Regions from separate parts of the Homo sapiens genome. Here all the other regions are linked to region 2. A link is a contact called in ENCODE Hi-C or POLR2A ChIA-PET data. All regions are on one chromosome and are shown on one strand. Each heading gives the region's core, a stretch centred on a gene start or an enhancer-like site at or near the end of the contact. The rest is flanking DNA. Distances are from core to core; before and after follow the strand shown.

Region 1 (2,700 bases), core at 101-2,600, 230 kb after region 2:
GGGATCATTGAGGAAGCGTTGGCTGCGCTGGCATGTTAGGCAGGTCTGTACGGTCCAGCGCTGTCCCCTGCAGCCTAGGGTGAACATGGGAAAAAGACTGTCCACGTTTAGAAGTAACGGTCTCTTGCTGCCAGTTTTGCCTCCAGTGTTTTTCAGTAGGTATCCCCGCTCCCCCACCACACCCCCAATTTGAATGCACATTTGATGGTGTCAGGCCTCGGCATAAGCTCCATCGATTTCCTGGAACTCTTTAAGATAAAGTTCAAACTCCCTAACAAGACTTCAAGAACTGGCCTGTTTCCCCCTCCAGTCTCATGTTTTGCCCTCCTACCTCAAACTCCAGCCTCCTGAACTCTCATTTCTTTGACAGCACCACAAGCTCTCTTGTCTCAGAGTCTGCACACATGCCTAGAATTTCCATCTCTCACTCCCTTTGCTTATCATAAACTTCGCCACCACTGGCATGAGTAAGTGAGCATTCTACTCCCCCAGTTAATCTTTTTCTACACCATTTTGTTTCTTAGTCTGTCCCATCAGACCGTAATTTCAATGAGAATAATGAATCTAGCACAGTACCTGACACATTTTAGAAAATAAGTATTTGCTTAATAAATGAATGGTGATGGGAATCGTCCTCCACAAAGCCGAACAACATCTATTATTGTGCATGGGTGGGGTTGCCTCTTAAAAGTTATTATTTATTGCCCACACTGGAAGAAAAAAAAAAAAAACAGCCGAGCCCAAACCCTAGTTTGTGCAAGTGGCGTTAGGAACTTAATCCAAACCCGAAGAAGGAAGACTCCTGCGAATCCCACACCCAACATCCATCTACAGTGAGAAAGGCGCTGTTGGCCTCCAGTGCCCGCCCCCCACCCCGCCCCCCTCCGCGCCCCCAATGCTCCGCAGTCTTCCACCTCCGTTGGAGCACTCACGTCTCTGGCGCTGGGTGCAGGTGAGGCCCGGGACGAGGAGGGAAGAGCAGCCTCGACAGAGAGTCCTCTTCACCGAGGGATCCCTGGGGGCGGAGGAGGATAGTGGTCTGGCGCCCGCGCTCCCTCTCGCGTTCCTCCCGCGTCCCGCCCGCCGCCCGCCCCGTGGCTGTCTCACCGCCGCAAGACGAGCCGCTTCGCAATGGTCCTCTCAGTGTAGCAGTAAAACCTCGCCAGCGCCTGGTTCTCGGGGTCCTGGGCAAGGACACAATGGGCGGCCTGCGGGAGGGGAGCAGTCACTCTGGGACGCCGAGCACCGTCCCCGTGGGGCCCTTGTCGCAGACTCACCTGGTACAGGAAGTTGAGCCTCTGGAAGGCCTCGCGGTCCTTCACCGGCCCCGCCATCACCGCCGCGCTCCAGGGCCTCCCGCAGCCCCACCCCTCGCACAGCCCCGCCCGGGCGTCCGCGCGAGGCCTCCTGGGAAACGTAGTCCCCGCGCCCTCGGGAGCCTCCCGGAGGCCTCACAAACTCATCGGTTTCTAAACACAACCCCAGCAATCCATGCCCAGGGTCCCTTTATGAATTTTCAGTGCTTTTGTCTTCCTCAAGCTCATGACCAATTATATCACCTAGAGACCTAGTGGAGCAGGTGAGGATCTTAAATCGGCCATTTTCAGGACAGAAGGCTGGTCTCTTTATGTAGCTACGTTGGGGAGATGGTTATGTGCAATTTATACCCAGCTAGAGCTTCTGCCCTACTCTCCTGAGGTCCGAGGCAGATGCCTGTAAGATCTACAGACGGAAGGCACAGAGGTAATACATTAAAAAAAAGCACTGGTGCCAGTGGGGGTGAAAGTGGGAAGGATCATGAGGGTGCTGGAGGGAGGGAAAAGGACTCCCGGTCCTCAGAAAGCACAGTTTACTCCTACTATTCCACCTACCAAAGAAACACACTTCCTGTTATGCAGTGCTGGACACACAGTAGGTGATCCTCACTTTCTGAGTGAATGGTTTCTAACTCCTAGGCTTAGGTACAGCACAGAAATCTGTCAACAGCATCCCCTGCCCCTGAAACTTCACCCCACTCCCCACACTGACATTCACCTCACACCCCTCCCTCTGACCTCTTCTATCTTCCAGTTCTTCTGTCTGGTGTCCTGTGACTCATAGTGACTATCAGTTACTGAAGTCAGAAGCAGAGGGACATGAATTGGAGGGGTAGAAGATCAATGAACCCTGAGATGGGGAGGGCAGCATAAGTCAGGAGAGGATGACTTCTCTCCAATTTCAGACCCAGTGCCAGGCGGGGACAGACAAGCAGGGCTCCAGCTGGGAGGAAGGACATGGCTGAAACCTCCTCTGGAACTAGTTTCACAAGGGTTTTCGGACTCAAATGAGAGTGGTGTGTTTAAAATGTAGATGTAGGCTGGGCACGGTGGCTCACACCTGTAATCCTAGCACTTTGAGTGGCTGAGGCAGGTAGATTACTTGAGTTCAGGAGTTCGAGACCAGCCTGTCCAACATGGCAAAACCCTGTCTCCACTAAAATTAGCCGGGTGTGGTGGTGCATGGCTATAGTCCATAGTAATCCCAGCTACTCTGGAGGCTGAGGCAGGAGAATTGCTTGAACCTGGGAGGCGGAGGTTGCAGTGAGCTGAGATCACCACTGTACTCCAGCCTGGGCGACAGAACGAGACTCTGTCTCATAAATAAAATGTAGATGTCCGGCCCACCCCAGACCTTGACTAACCACTAAGGGTGAGACCCAGG
Region 2 (2,915 bases), core at 313-2,812:
TTTAGGATTAAACTCCTCGGAATGGCATCTAAAGCCTTTCATTATCTGTCTCCTGAGCATCTTTCTGACTTCATCACACTAGTCACCAGGCTCTAGTGGGACCAGTCAGGCTTGCCTACATCTCTACCTTCCACAAACTTCCTTGGCTTGGAATGCGCTTCCCCTTGCTAATTCACGATGATCTTTCAAGAATAAACTCTGGGGAGCAGATGTAGTGGCTCACGCCTGTAATCCCAGCACTTTTGGAGGCTGAGGCAGGAGAATTACTTGAGCCCAGGAGTTTGAGACCAGCCTAGGCAACATAGCCAGATCTTGTGTCTACAAAAAATTTTAAAAATAAGGTGTGGTGGTGCATGCCAGTAGTCTCAACTACTTGGGAGACTGAGGCAGGAAGATCCTTTAAACCCAGGAGGTGGAGGCTGCAGTGAGCCATGTTCATGCCACTGCACTCCAGCCTGGGTGATGGAGCTACAATGTGCCTCAAAAAAAAATACTCAGCTATTACATATTCTTGGGAGGCTTTGCTGACACTCCCTTACCTGTCTGAGTAGATGCTCCTCCTCTCTTCTACAGTCCCATAACATTCTTAAGCACCTTCATCATACTCTGACAACCACTGTCTGTCTGGTTAATGCTCTGACCCTTCACCATACTGGGTTGTCCCTTGAGGGAAAGTCTTATCTTTTATCTCTACATTCCCACTTCCTCCACACAGTACCTGGTATACAGTAGGCATCCAATAAGTGCTTTTAAAATTAGTTACTGTGTACCTACTGGGGTTAGTTGTGTCCATTTATGTCCCCCTTAAAACTGACTTCAACCCTGGGAGGATATCTTCATGTTTTTTTCCTTCCCCTCTCAAAGCACAGTATATAGAGTGCTTAATTAAAAACAAGCGCTTAACAAACTTTCGCTGCTTTTTAAGTAAACCTTAACCCTCATTCCAACATCAAAAATCTACACTCTTGCTCCAGTTGAGTGAGAGGGGTGTCTTAAGAAAGAAACCATGAAGGAGTCACCCTCTCTTGAGAAACAAGGGGGATCACAGGCTCCCAAGGTGTGTGTATGCGCGCGCAGGGGGAAGGGGAGGTCGAGGCAGGGCTCATATATTCCTGGTGGAATACAGTGTATGGTGGGGCGGATGTCCAAATTTTTTAAGCAAGGTTTTCCCATTTCTCCCCATCTCTCCCTCGGTGCCATATGCTCTTTCTTTTATCTCGCCCAGTCTCACTTAGGTCACGTGCGACATCTGGATCTCTTTCCTTTAACCCCGATTCCAAACCCACTCCTCCCCGGCAAACTCCTCCCGGGCCCACGGCACGCATGCGCAGTAACTCCCGCAGGGGCCCGGTCAGTCTCGTGCCCCATGACCCTCTCTTAAAACACGCGCAGTCTCCTCTCTCTTCCCCCTCTGCTCGTTTCTTCCTTGCCTACCAGCCTCACCTGATGGGCTCGTGCTCTCTCCGTCCCCGATCCACTCGGGCTCCGGCGGCTGCTGCTTGGGCGCCTTCGGCATCGCGGTGGCAGTTACAGCTACTGTGGCGGCGCCCGGTGCTATTTCCGCTTCCGGCGGCGGGGAACCCCGATGGGGCTGGCTCTCCAAGCTGGCGCGGCCAACCCCGCCCCCGGGCTGCGCACGTGCGAGCTTCGCCGTCATCTCGGGGGCGTGGCCCTGGTTCAGTGGAGGCGTGGCCTGCAATGACGGAGCGGGGCCGGCGTCCGCTTGCTCCAGTCGCGTAAACACATGGCGTTTACGACTGTCTGGGAAGCCTGACGCCGTGACCTCCCGACGCCGCGAGACTCAAGGAATGAACATAATAATTTCCTACTAGTATGAAGGAGTTGAGGCATACTGTTTTTTTGTTTGTTTTGTTTTTTGTTTTTTTAAAAAGCATATTCTAGTTTCTATCTGTAACTCGTTTCTAGTTCTGCCACCGCGATGCCGAAGGCGCCCAAGCAGCAGCTGCCGGAGCCCGAGTGGATCGGGGACGGAGAGAACACGAGCCCATCAGGTGAGGCTGGTAGGCAAGGAAGACACGAGAGGAAGGGGAAGAGAGAGGAGACTGCGCGTGTTTTAGGAGAGGGTCATGGGGCGCGAGACTGACTGGGTCATGGGCAGAAAAGACAGTGCAGACCAATGGCTAAGGGAGAGGTCTGATCGGTCCAGTGTTGAAATGTGTCACAAAATCCCGAAGTGTACAATTGTAAACAGGGAACTGGAGCCCAACATGCAGAAGTCACGGTGCAGTGGAGCTTCGGTTCATTTATTTTTTTTGGTAACAGCTTTACTGAGATATAATTGACATACAATAAACTGTACACAAAATAAAATGGCACCCAAAATAAACTGCAAAGTATCACTTAAATAAGTTTTGACCTGCATAAACCCAGTAAACTATCACCACAATCAAGACTTTGGTTCACTTCTAACTCTACCACTTAATATGGGAGCTTGAGCAAGGTGCTCCTGTAGTTCTGTCAGCTCTCAAACCACTACAATCATGCTTTTGTTGCCACCATTGTCTGAATTCACACTTGCCAAAGTCAACAGATCTGGGGCCATCCTACTCACTCTCCCATCAATGTTTGATAGACTTGGTCGCTCCCTCCCTCCTTTGTTTTCTTCAGGGACACTACTCTCTATAGGTTTCCTTTGCATCTAATGGGCTTCTCCTGAAGTCTAAATGTTGAAGTGCCTCAGGGCTAAATCTTTGACACTCTCCTTAATCTAGACTTATCACCTATCACCTCCTGACTTTAAATACCATCTATAACCAATGAAGATTCCCAAACTTCTCTTGCTGGCCCCCAACTTCTGCCCCGAGCTCCAGGCTCATGAATTCAACTGCTTATGGGACATCTTCTCTGAGATCTTTAATAAATCTCTCTCATACGTACAAAATGGAGCTCTTGTT
Region 3 (2,700 bases), core at 69-2,568, 240 kb after region 2:
GAAAATCTGAAATTATTCTTCCTTTTATCCATCAGACTAGCCTAAAGGAAATCTGCTCTCTTCTTGGAATGACATTTCACGCAACATTCCATTTCTCTTGTGTTCATCTGGACACTCAGAACTGCTGAAAACTGATAAATTATGGCAACCATATTAAATATTGCTGAGCTCAGGCCAACGACTTCTTGAAAAGAGAGCAACGAGTCTATTTGTAGTGACTGGAATCTTTCAATATAGCTATTGATAACTAACACCCTGGGCATAGTGTGTCTCCAACTTATAGGTCCTGGAGTGGTTGCGAATTAAGAGACACAAAAGAGGCAATGAGATCTCCCTCAAGCGCAGCCTCAGAAGAATTGGAAATGCATAGGAGAGATTTATAAAACACAAGGCTGGCCCCCTACTCCATCCTTAAAACATCCATACTTTTAGCCATGGGTAAGTTGATTTAACTATCCCCATAACCTTTTCTCCTCCCGACCCCCATCCTTCTCCAGGGACCTACTGGAAGGAAGGAAATTTGGTAGATCTATGTGCTGAGAGATAAGTGGCCATGTAATGAGGTAGGTTAACAACAATTGTTCCTGTATATATTGTTGGCACACACAAATGTGTTTGATTTGGAGTAGGAACTGATAACTTCTTTGGATTTGAATTTCTTCTGTCAGCAATAGGAGAGAAGTTCAGTCAGATGATTTCTATCTGTGGGAATCCAACTTTGACTTGTGGTGATCCTACCCCTTCCTCAGTCTTTTACAAATTAAGTGGCCTCCTCACCTGAGACGAGTAGAACTGTATGCACAGTAAGGCACCAGGACGGATCTAGACTGGCAAAGAAGTGGTGAGAGAAATGGGGAAAGGGTTAGGGAAGAAGGGAGAGGACTCTCAACTACAGTCATAGTGAGACCTTGAGTGCCTCTGCGTTAGTCCTTCCTCTTCCTCTACTCCTTGTGTCTCAGCTGAAGGGCAAACTTCAGGGACAATCTCATTTTGTTTCTACCACTGTTCAGGGTCCCACCTTGCGACCCTCTCCTGAGAGGTTGTCCACAACTCTGTCCCACCCCCGTTCTCCATCTTCTTCCGCCAGATCTGGGGCTGGGGCATTGGAGAGGGGAAAGAGGAAACGTCGTGGCTGGCAGGGTAGGAAGGGATGCGTGTCCAGGTGAGAAAGAGGTGTGACGTGCAGATGGGATGCCCGCCGCTATGACGCTGCCGAGACCCGCGGTGACTGCGTCAGAGTTTCACCCGGGGAGGTGAGCAGCAGCGGGACGGGGGAACGGCGGGGTAGCCAAGCAACGCCGGACGCGCTGACGTCGCCGGGGCGGCAAAACGTCCGCCCGGGCCCGAGGCGGGCGGAGGCAGCTGTGGTTACGTGCGGGGGGCCGGTGACGCAGTCGCGGGGCGCTGGGACGCGGCTTGCGGAGCCGGCCGGCGAGCGCAGGCCCCAGGCTCGGGCGCGGCGGCGGGACAGCACCTACCTTCCCGGCTTCGGGTCCGGGAGTGCGGGGCGCGGAGCCGCCGGAGCGCTGCCTCCCTCCTTCCTCCTCCCCTCGCCCCCGCCCCGCGGCGCGACACACAATACTCGCCGGAAGCGGAAGCCGCGCCGAGGCTCGTGTCAGTGGAAGCTGGGGTGTCGGCGGGCGGCCGCGGCCGGGTCTAGCGGTGCCTGCGGAAGAAGGAGGAGGAGGGCTGGCGATGAGAAGCAGCAGGGGGAATCAAGGGCAAGAAGGGACCCAGAGGGGCAGGTGGCTGAGATGCTGGCGTCCAGGTGACCCGAGGAATCCTCTGGAGATACAGGCCCGCGCATGCGCGTGCTCGAGCGCTGAAGCCCATTGCCCGCAGGGCGCTGGACTGGCGCCCCGGCCGGCGAGGCTGTCTAGTCCAGGCTCCAGGCCCCGGCTCTGGCCAGGCGCCGCCGCCTCCCGGTGCAGCTGAAAGTCGACGAAGAGGGCGGGGCGGGGGCGGCTTGTGGACTTCCACACTTTTCCTCTCTTCGGGCCAGTCTGGGGAGAGGGTGGCTAGCTGTGGCGGCGGCCAATTACGTGGCGGACCTGCGGGGCTAAGCTGGCACGTCACTTCCGACTAGTGGAGTTTTTAGCCTTTTAACATTCAAGGATTAGGTAAGTTCTCCCCGCGGTAGACTTCAAATACTCTTTGTCCTGCCCCTGCTTGGCGAAATTTACCGAAATTATCTACCTATCCCGCTGGAGTGGGAGCCGGGGGAGAGCTGGAACCGCGTCTCTGCTGCTCACCTTTGTGTCCTTAGCTCCTTCGCATGGGGTCCGACCGCAACACGTGCGCTGGATAAACGCTTGTTAACTGGGTGAGAGCCAAGGCCTGTTCTTTCCACTTCTGGGGCTGTGACTTGAGTTTCTCCGCAGGAGCAGATAGTGTTTGTGTAGGGACTGCGGACTTTTGCATTACAGCCTCCCTGCTTTGCCCGCCTGCTGCTGGAAGCTTAGCAGGTCAGTGATTTTGGAGGAAGTGGGTGAGGTGATGAGGCTGGGGAAGAGTATGCTGGGAGAGGTGTGAGGGGCCCGGGAAGAGGTGATGGGGCTGGGGAGGGGCTAGTAGTGGGTAGAGGTGTGAAAAGGCTGAGGAGGAGGGGTTAGTGCTAGGAGGGGTGTGACACGGCTGGTAGAAAAGATAGCTTGCTCCGCCTCCCCGCCGCCAGCACTAGTCATGGAGAATATTCATTGA
Region 4 (2,885 bases), core at 81-2,580, 200 kb before region 2:
AATCCCAATACTTTAGGAGGCTGAGATGGACAGATTGCTTGAGCCCAGGAGTTGGAGACCAGCCTGGGCAACATAGTGAGACCCTGTCTCTACAAAATAATGATAATAATAATACAAAAATCAGCCAGGCATGTTGGCAGTAGCCCCAGCTACCAGGGAGACTGAGGCAGGAGGATCACTTAAGCCTGGGTAGTCAAGGCTGCAGTGAACCATGACTGCACCACTGCACTCCAGCCTGGGCAACAAGAGTGAAACTCCGCCTCAAAAAAAAAAAAAGCAGTTCATGCCTGGTTCCCTCACAGCAACCCAGCCACTATGCAAGAGAAACTCTAACTAGACCACAGGTAGAAACCCTGAGGTCCCTGAGCTAACTGCCAGCATCCACTGCAAAGTGTCTGCAGACGATTTCAGTCCCCCAGCTTTCGAGTCTTCCAGCTGCAGCCCCAGATAACATGGAGCAGAGACAAGCCATCCCCACTGCGGTGTGTCCAAATTCCTGGCCCACAGAATCCGTGAACGTAATAAAGGGTTGTCTCATGCCACAAAATTTTGAGGCAATTTGTTGGACAACAAAAAATAACCAGAACACAGAGGACAAGCCAGAATGAGCAGCACATAAGTCGAAGGAGAAAGTACCCTAGAGGTGTTAAGAGTTAGTCAGAATGGAAGGACATTAACTGTGGAAAGCATTACTAGACCTCACGTCACCATATGGTTTTGTACTCTGTCCTGCTGTGAAACTCTTCCTTCAAAGGCCACCAGCAACCCCCAAAGTGACAAATATACAAATTCCCTCTTGTTTAAACTATCATCTAGGCCTGCGCCATGGCTCACACCTATAATCCCAAAACTTTGGGAGGCTGAGGCAGCAGGATCATTTGAGCCCAGGAATTTGAGACCAGCCTGGGCAACACAGTGAGACCCCCAGTCTCTAAAAAAATGTTTAAAAAATTGGCTGGGAGTGGTGACATACACCTGTAGTATCAGCTACTCAAGAAGCTGAGGTGAGACGATCTCTTGAGCCTGGGAGGTCAAGGCTGCAGAGAGCTATGATCATGCCACTATACTCCAGCCAGGGTTACAGAGCAAGACCCTCTCTCCAAACAAACAAACAAACAAACAAACAAAAAAACCCTCACAAACAAACAAACAAAAAACCCTATCATCTGTGCGCCGAAGTCCCCCACTCCAATAGCTACATACCTAGTCCTATCTTTTCACCTGAACTCCTGTCTTGTAGCTCCAATTTCCCGCAGTCACATGCCAGTTCCTTATTTCTTTGCCACCTCAAATCCAACACAACCAAAATGGATTCACTATCATGGACACTGTTTGGGCTCAGGTCCTTTTCACCAGTGAGTCCACTCACTTTCCAGCTTTTGGGAATATCAGCTGATAACCACACACAATTGTCCCCTTTTCTGGAGAATTGCCCTGGGCCAAACAGGAGCCAAGCCCTCCTCCCTTGCACACACTCTGGACAGACTCCCAGTGGCTGCCTGACCTTAAAGCAGATCTACAAAACGCCAGCCCCCATGCCTCCAAGTGCAATTGACTGGTGCAATTTGCTGCCCTGAGCTTCCCCATGAGCTCAGGCTGAAGCTCACATCCTTGCTTAGCCTTTTTCCCTTCCCTATCCTGTTTTCTTCAGTCTTTCTCCTGAGAGCCTCCCGCAGTGTATCTCTTGAACAAAAGTCCCCACCCCAGGTTCTGCTTCAAGGTAGCCCAATCTAAAACACCTGCTGCCGAGTGCAGTGGCTCACACCTGCAATCCCAGCACTTTGGGAGGCCAAGGTGGGCAGATTGCTTTGAGCTCATGAGTTCAAGACCAGCCTGGAGACAGGCTGGACACAGCAAAATCTTGCCTCTTCAAAAGATACAAAAAAAAAATTAGCCTAGCTTTGTGGCATGCGCCTGTAGTCCCAGCTACTTGGGAGGCTGAGACAGGAGGATCGATCGCTTGAGCCCAGGAGGCAGAGGTTGCAGAAAGCTGAGATTGCACCACTGCACTTCAGCCTGAGTGACAGAGGAAGACCCTGTCTCGAAATAAAATAATAATAATAATAGGCCGGGTGCCGTGGCTCATGCCTGTAATTCCAGCACTTTGGGAGGCCAAGGTGGGCGGATCACTTGAGGTCAGGAGTTGGAGATCAGCCTGGCCAACATGGTGAAACCCCGTCTCTAGTAAAAATAAAGAAATTAGCTGGCCATGGTGGCACATACCTGTTACCCCAGCTACTCGGGAGGCTGAGGCAGGAGAATCACTTGAATCTGGGAGGCAGAGGTTGCAGTGAGCTGAGATTGCACCATTGCACTCCAGTCTGGGCAACAAGAGCAAAACTCCATCTCAAAAAAATAATAATAATAAATAAAACACCAACCAAGCCAAGTTTACTTTGTTTACCCTGTTGCTATGAGACCTGTCTCTCATCACCCCAGCCTACAACTCCCTTTCAGACCAGCCATCAGTTTGAATACATTTTCTAGCAAATGCCTCTCATTCTTCCTCCTCATTCCCATTGTCCCCATGTAATCACTGTTCAGGAAGTCAGGGACCCCAAACGGAGGGACCAGCTGAAGCCATGGCAGAAGAATGTGGATTGTGAAGATTTCATGGACATTTATTAGTTCCCCAAATTAATACTTTTATAATTTCTTATGCCTGTCTTTACTGCAATCTCTAAACATAAATTGTGAAGATTTCATGGACACTTATCACTTCCCCAGTCAATACCCTTGTGATTTCCTATGACTGTCTTTACTTTAATCTCTTAATCCTGTCATCTCGTAAGCCAAGGAGGATGTATGTCGCCTCAGGACCCTGTGATAATTGCATTAACTGCACAAATTGTAGAGCATATGTGTTTGAACAATATGAAATCTGG

What was found. Hi-C counts contacts between places; a loop is a spot of excess contacts on that map. ChIA-PET counts read pairs that join two places held with the same protein, here RNA polymerase II (POLR2A). Pooled maps may share reads with other maps.
Region 1: a pooled map shows a loop between it and region 2 (7-fold over the local background). The contact joins the promoter of RPP21 here to the promoter of ABCF1 in region 2. A Hi-C loop is called at or near these places in 2 of 37 single-sample maps with no recorded cell type and 8 of 50 pooled maps. POLR2A ChIA-PET finds 5 or more read pairs at or near these places in 1 of 52 experiments (Panc1).
Region 3: a loop to region 2 is called in a map of CD8-positive, alpha-beta T cell, with 14 times the contacts of the local background. The contact joins the promoter of HCG18 here to the promoter of ABCF1 in region 2. A Hi-C loop is called at or near these places in 2 of 168 maps with a recorded cell type or tissue (CD8-positive, alpha-beta T cell and naive thymus-derived CD4-positive, alpha-beta T cell), 2 of 37 single-sample maps with no recorded cell type and 13 of 50 pooled maps. POLR2A ChIA-PET finds 5 or more read pairs at or near these places in 6 of 52 experiments (OCI-LY7, PC-9, Panc1 and 3 more).
Region 4: a pooled map shows a loop between it and region 2 (2.7-fold over the local background). The contact joins the promoter of HCG20 here to the promoter of ABCF1 in region 2. A Hi-C loop is called at or near these places in 2 of 50 pooled maps. POLR2A ChIA-PET finds 5 or more read pairs at or near these places in 4 of 52 experiments (HEK293, MCF 10A, OCI-LY7 and 1 more).

Annotation. Positions count from the first base shown.
Region 1 is chr6:30,343,806-30,346,505 of GRCh38, reverse strand. RPP21 (ribonuclease P subunit p21) reads right to left here and starts at 1,350. Exons shown (of 5, transcript NM_024839.4): 1 at 1,278-1,350; 2 at 1,108-1,208; 3 at 933-1,015; 4 at 1-74. The coding sequence starts at 1,334. TRIM39-RPP21 (TRIM39-RPP21 readthrough) reads right to left here. Exons shown (of 10, transcript NM_001199119.1): 7 at 1,108-1,208; 8 at 933-1,015; 9 at 1-74.
Region 2 is chr6:30,570,089-30,573,003 of GRCh38, reverse strand. It overlaps ABCF1 (ATP binding cassette subfamily F member 1), which reads right to left and starts at 1,562. Exons shown (of 25, transcript NM_001025091.2): 1 at 1,444-1,562. The coding sequence starts at 1,516. RefSeq lists an enhancer at 1,381-1,942.
Region 3 is chr6:30,325,774-30,328,473 of GRCh38, reverse strand. HCG18 (HLA complex group 18) reads left to right here and starts at 1,318. Exons shown (of 3, transcript NR_102327.1): 1 at 1,318-2,323. It overlaps TRIM39 (tripartite motif containing 39), which reads right to left and starts at 1,547. Exons shown (of 8, transcript NM_001369521.2): 1 at 1,479-1,547. HCG17 (HLA complex group 17) reads left to right here and starts at 2,340. Exons shown (of 5, transcript NR_052012.1): 1 at 2,340-2,465.
Region 4 is chr6:30,765,270-30,768,154 of GRCh38, reverse strand. It overlaps HCG20 (HLA complex group 20), which reads right to left and starts at 1,330. Exons shown (of 4, transcript NR_138037.1): 1 at 1,204-1,330.